Linked DNA regions of Homo sapiens: region 2 is linked to region 1. A link is a contact called in ENCODE Hi-C data. All regions are on one chromosome and are shown on one strand. Each heading gives the region's core, a stretch centred on a gene start or an enhancer-like site at or near the end of the contact. The rest is flanking DNA. Distances are from core to core; before and after follow the strand shown. Region 1 holds the start of PRKAR1A (protein kinase cAMP-dependent type I regulatory subunit alpha). Region 2 holds the start of HELZ (helicase with zinc finger).

Region 1 (2,911 bases), core at 253-2,752:
CCAATAGGAATATAATGGGAGCCATCTGTGTAACTTTAAACTTTTTAATAGCTACACTAAGAATTAAAAAACAAAAGTGAAATTAACTTTAATATTTTACCTAATATATCAAAAATATTATCATTTCAATCTGGAATCAATATAAACACTATTGAGCTACTTTTTTGTATTGTGTTGAGTTCATGATTTACTTTAAACATACAGCCCTTGAAGTATATACAATGTTACTACAACAGCTCCTGGACACTTGCATATGTGTGTATTTTGCTTTTTTGTATTGTGTTGAATCCATTATGAATTTTAAGCACACGGCCCTAGAAATATATACAATGCTACTAAAGCAGCCCCTAGCCAGACACTTGGACATGTTTCCTTGATGGGCCTTCTTTATTGAGTTACAGACTTGATGTGTCTAAAATTGTACCGTCTCCCTTTTCTTCCTCCTTAGACAGATACTCTGATGGAAAAAAAAAATGGCTGAAAGAGTAAAGTCGCTTTTCCTCCGAATTTTCCCCATTAGTGCAGCTTGTCTGGACAGCTGCGATTTCTTGTTGGGTCACAGGGCATTTTTGACAATCTGCACGCTCTGCACTTCTCCCTCTGTGAGGTCAGGAGTGATGGGGGGGCACTTCAGGTTCTAGAAGGACTCAGGCCTCCTCTTGGACCCTGACAAAGTCCTTTCCCGTGCCTGGTTTCCACAGGGACGGTGTTGCCTGCACAGACGACAGCACCCCCGGCGGGGGAGAGCGGCCCCAGCGGAGACTCGGCAGGGCTCAGGTTTCCTGGACCGGATGACTGACCTGAGCCCGGGGCCCGGGCGGCGCTGGCCGGGCACAGGATGCGCGGCCCGGAGAGCGCATCCCGGCCATCCGCCCGCGCTCGGCCCCGCAGCGCAGCTGCTGCAGATCCGCGGGGGCCGCCACCTCCTCCGGGGGCTGGCAGCGACAGGACTCTCCCCGCCCCGGCCCGGGGCCCTCCCTTGCAGGGGCTGCGGGGAGGAGTCGCCCACCTGTCATCTGAGACGCCCCACGTGGGTCGGCCAGGGAGGGGGTGGAAAGGAGGGAGAAAAGGCAGAGGCGTCAAGGGAGGCCGGAGGGAGAGTGGGGTGGACAGAGGAGCGGAGGGACGAGAGGGAAGCGCACGATAGCTGCGCGGAGAGAGAGCGAAGAGCAGGCGGAGGAACAAAGGCGACCCAAGACACCCAGAGAGGGACAGGTAAGGAGGGGCAGGTGAGCAGGAAGGAGGAGAGAACCGGGCTAGGGAGACTGCGGAAAGGAGAAGTGGCGGGCGTGAGGAAACTGCTGTGGATAAGGGACGAGTAAGATGGAAAGAATGGCGGAAGACGAACGACCGCAGAGTGAGGGTCCTTCCAAGAGCGACCAGGGGGGAGGAACTGGGGCTGTTGCGCCCTTAAGGTTGCTAAGGCGACGGTTCTGGCCAGAGCGAGGCGCATTGACGTCAGTAGCCGAACGCTGATTGGCTGCGGCCAGGCCGTTTCCGGTGGAGCTGTCGCCTAGCCGCTATCGCAGAGTGGAGCGGGGCTGGGAGCAAAGCGCTGAGGGAGCTCGGTACGCCGCCGCCTCGCACCCGCAGCCTCGCGCCCGCCGCCGCCCGTCCCCAGGTGAGTGGGGTCGGCCGGGGGCTCAGGCGAGGTGAGCTTCGTCGCTTCGCAGCCGGTTTGCGGGAGCTGGACCGATCCAAGATGGCGTCACGGGGAGCGACCTGCAGGGGGACGGCCGCACCCCCTGCCCCTCCCCGGCCCGGCGGGCGCCTCCCCGCAGGCCTCACGCCCCCGGCTCCGAGTCTGCATCCTCAAGGCCGTCTGGGCGTTGGCTTTGGTGCGGGGCTCCCCAGCCGCCCCGCTCGCGCTCGCTGCCCCCACCCCACGGCTCCTGGGGCCCTGGGCCCTCCGCGGCCCTCCCCGGCCGCCTTCGCCCCCGCGCGCCGCGGCCTCTTCGCTCACCCTCCCCCATTTCCTGAAGGACAACGGCTCTATTTTACTGGGGTCCGCCATCGTCTCGTCCGCCGGTCCTGGCTCTTCTTGTAAGCCGGTAGTTTTCCTCTCCACTTTTGACGACTCGTCATTGCTAGCAGTAGCCTTTCCTCTTCATAGCGGAGTGATCTTTCCCCCAACACGACGGTCTTAGTCGGGCTCCTGAATTTCCTCTTGTCCCCTTTCACCTCTCTCCCTTTCCCAATTTTGCCCCCCTGAGGCCTCCTCGCCACCACTGTGGCCTTCCGACTGGCGTAGCTTGAAGTCTCGGCTTCCCTTCATTTTGTGGTCATGACCGTGGCCTACGTGAAGTGAAGGGCATTTTCCTGCCCTTCTTCTAGAAAATACACGGTACCTATTAACCTCTTCAGCTCAGAGCCTGTGGTGACGACCGTCCTACTCCTTGAGAGATTCCCAAGAGATCCGTCTTTTTAGCAGAGCGAGGAAAGCAAACACTTACTCAAGATGACCCTAGGGGAGCCGTAACTTGGCTGGTCTAAGGGGGTGCGGTCTGAATCAGGAACAGTTTCTCAAAGTGTTTTTATTTATTTCCCAGAATGTAATCCTTTCGAAACAATTTTGTCACAACTGAATTTTCAAAAGAATGAATCTGAGTGTTTTGTTTTACATAGAGACAATGCAGCGAAAGTTTTAAAGCAGTTAAATAATTGTGTGTGGGGAGGGAAGGCTAGGTTGTTGGGCTTTACAAATAAGTACACATAGAGAATCCGGGTAACTCGATTAAAAATATTAAGACTGTGAAGTCTGGTTATTCAGGGATTTACATGGTGACTGCATTAATTTTGGTACATTTCTGTTCGTATACTGTCCTATTACCGGTGGCTATCTTTTTGGTTTTCGTAATACATTAGTTGTTTCAAACAAAAACACAGTTTCACTCCTTAGGCCCAGTTCTCT
Region 2 (2,911 bases), core at 217-2,716, 1.3 Mb before region 1:
GTTGATTAAAATAAAGAAGGAAAAAAAGGAAATCATTTTTAACTGCAGTCTCACCTTACACATCTCACCAGCACTGTAGTTCATTAGTGATCCATTACTTCATCCAAATCCTGAGGCAAATAGAAAAGATGTTTCCATACAACACCAGTAACAGACATTATCAGTAGCAAACATTTTATCAGCCTGAAGTGAAAGGGCATCTACATTTAAAATGGAAAAAGTTACAAAAATGGTACAGTGTGCAGCTTTGCAAATGAGTCTGGTTTTTGACCTTAAAACATTTCCTTTCAGTAAGGTAAAAGAATAGATTATACAATGCTCTTAAAACTCAAAAACATAATAAAATCATCTTTTTCAACACAGACTGACCTTACTTTCAAAAACATAAAGAAATGAAGGAGAGGAAATTTCATTAATATGAGTTTAAGAGAGAGCAAAATTAAGAACAAACTAGGCAAGACAGACAACTCCTCCCTCCTTCCCCCGCTCCAGGAATCCACTGTCTCTGAAGTTACACTTTTTATTATATTAATGATTTGCCTGAGAAGTGTTAAGTTGTGAGGGAGAAGGAATGACAATTTTTGAACTGCAAACAAAACCTGAGGATCCCGATCCAAGAACAATCAGAGGACCCTGGCTTCCAGCCCTGTCTGAAGATTTCTCAGCAAAGGCGAGGGTGCAGAAGGCTCCAATAATTTAGGGGAGAGGAATCGAAGTTCCCTAGGTAAGACTGCAGTCTGTGAGCCCTTGAAAAGGGTACTGGAGTACTCTCAAGGAATCTCCAGGAAAAGAGAGCCTATCTTTATTTTTGTTGATGTGCTTGTGGGCCAAAGAGCATTTCCGAGGAGGGGGCGGGGAAAGGGGGGAAGAAAGTGAATCTCGGGCCGAGAGCCCTCCGCGGGGGAGGGAGGGGGCGCACGCCTGACCCACTTTTCCCCACGCCCCCGCTCCAGCCCCCACCCCACCCGGTGGAAGTCCGAGGCCTGAGGGGGGGCATCGAGCGGGGCGTGGGAGGCCCGCACGCTCCCCACCCCCAGCCGCGACCCGGAGGAGGGGAACGTGCCGGGAGGCTCGAGTCCCCCTCCCAGAGTGCTCTGGGCCGGAGAAACCTCCCGCAGGCTCCCGGGCCAGGCGTGCAAGGCCCCCTCTCCTGCCAGGGCCCAGGACGCTGCGGGCCCCAGCGGAGGGGAAGGGGACTAAGTAGGGGAAGAAGCTGTAAACAGCCCCAGCGTCCGGGCCTCGCCTCGAAGAGCCGCGCTTCCCAGGCCCAGCCGCGGGCCGCCCAGGCCCCCAGCCTGCCCCGGGGCCGCCGCGCCCGGGGTCCGGGACACCGGAGGGGAGTCGGGTCCCCTCCCCGGAGAGCTCCGGGAGCTCGCGGAGCGGCCCCAGGAGCAGAGAAGGGGGAAGTCAGGACTTACCTGTCATTACTTTCTACGCCATCTTGGATCCACTTGTCAACGTCCCCACAAAGCATTATGGGTAAGAAAGAGCCTTTAAAGTGACTCCCCCCGGCCCCCGACTCCCGCCTCCCGCCGCCGGCGCCGCCCCCTCCGGCCGCGCCTCCCGCCCGGAAAGTTGCCCCGGGTGGACTGCCGACCCCGGCGCCCGCAGCTGGCCCCTTCCCCTCCCCCGGGCTGACGGCATTGAAAATTCACCCGCATTTTTAAAACGTGGCTTTGGGGTTTTCTCCCTTTCTCCTGCCCCGGCCTCCCTGCCCCCACGCCCGGTCCTCTCGCCTCGCCGCGTTCCTGCCCGGGCAGACGCCCCGCGTCTGCATTGAATCAACCCGAGGTTTCCTTGCCGCCCGCGGCGCGGCGCGGAGCTGCTCGCGGATTTATTTGTGCGCGTGGATGTGAGCGTTTCTGCTCCTGCGGCCGCGCTTCCAGGAAGCCCGCGAGCGGCCGGGGTCGCCTTCAGAGGCCGCGCAGACCAGCTCCGCACCCGCCGCCCGGAGAGGTGCCTCTGCCCTGGGAAACCGCCCCGGGGCCGTTGGGCTCCGGGAACTGGGAGGACGCCGTGTCCCCGAGTCCACCAGCGTCGAAGCACGATTTAAAAAAAAAAATTGAGCCAAATGCAACTTTTTACCCCTTGTTTACTCTGTGTCCCGCGGTCTCCTCCTCCGGGCGGGTAACGTGATCCGCGACCCTCTAGGTGGGGACCCCTCCCCTAGGAATGTGGCTCCAGGCTCCGCGGAGCCACCCTGGGAGCGTCCGGGCTGCGGACTGTGACTCCGGGGCAGGTAATCCGGGGCGCCGGCTGCGGGCTCCGGGCGGGGCGGGGCGCGGAGGCAGCCAGGGCTCGGGGGAGGGTCCCGGGCGGAAAGCAGGGTGCGCCAGTCCGGGTCCACCTGGCGGGTCGGGGGAGAACCGCGGGCGCCGCTGCAGCTCGGGAGGCTGGAGGTGGGGACGCCCGGCGTCTCCGGGCTGCGACCCGCTGCGCTGGAAAGTGTGGGGCGCCTTGGCGCGGGCTGAGGTCTCTGACCCGGGCGAGTACCCCCAGCCCGCCGGCCACACTGCTGCCGGGCATCCTCTCCCCGCGACACCACGCCCGCTTTCGGCTGCGCGGGGCGAGCAGCGTACTGACCCCGGCGTCCAGCCGCCCAGGTCCCCCCAGCAACGGAGGCCCCTTGGTCAGCCTCCTCCCGCGCTCTCCGCAGAGCCTCTGGTCCCTGCTTTGCTGTCTTTGGAGGCCTGCTCCAGTTGCTTTTTTTTTTTTCCAAGCAAGTTTTTACAACAAGGAGATACCCAAAAGAAAATTCTCCAAGACAGGAATGCTTGCGAATTGTATTCGGTACAAAATGCTGTTGAACGGCTCTACCTTTAGAAGACCGCAGAAGCACTGGCATTAAAACCCTCTTTCGGTGCACGGGGAGGGCCTGGGGCCTTGGATCTACCCGAGGATTTTACGCTCC

The links. A loop is a pair of places that touch in the nucleus more often than their neighbours do. Pooled maps may share reads with other maps.
Region 2: a map of CD8-positive, alpha-beta T cell shows a loop between it and region 1 (30-fold over the local background). The contact joins the promoter of HELZ here to the promoter of PRKAR1A in region 1. A Hi-C loop is called at or near these places in 2 of 168 maps with a recorded cell type or tissue (CD8-positive, alpha-beta T cell and natural killer cell) and 7 of 50 pooled maps.

What each region holds. Positions count from the first base shown.
Region 1 is chr17:68,510,928-68,513,838 of GRCh38, forward strand. PRKAR1A (protein kinase cAMP-dependent type I regulatory subunit alpha) reads left to right here and starts at 1,503. Exons shown (of 11, transcript NM_002734.5): 1 at 1,503-1,621. RefSeq lists silencers at 684-1,043, 1,464-1,973 and enhancers at 977-1,550, 1,304-1,393.
Region 2 is chr17:67,243,730-67,246,640 of GRCh38, forward strand. It overlaps HELZ (helicase with zinc finger), which reads right to left and starts at 1,467. Exons shown (of 33, transcript NM_014877.4): 1 at 1,419-1,467; 2 at 55-110. HELZ-AS1 (HELZ antisense RNA 1) reads left to right here and starts at 1,047. Exons shown (of 4, transcript NR_136398.1): 1 at 1,047-1,479. RefSeq lists enhancers at 691-1,678, 1,679-2,665 and silencers at 995-1,044, 1,145-1,634, 2,185-2,274, 2,285-2,484.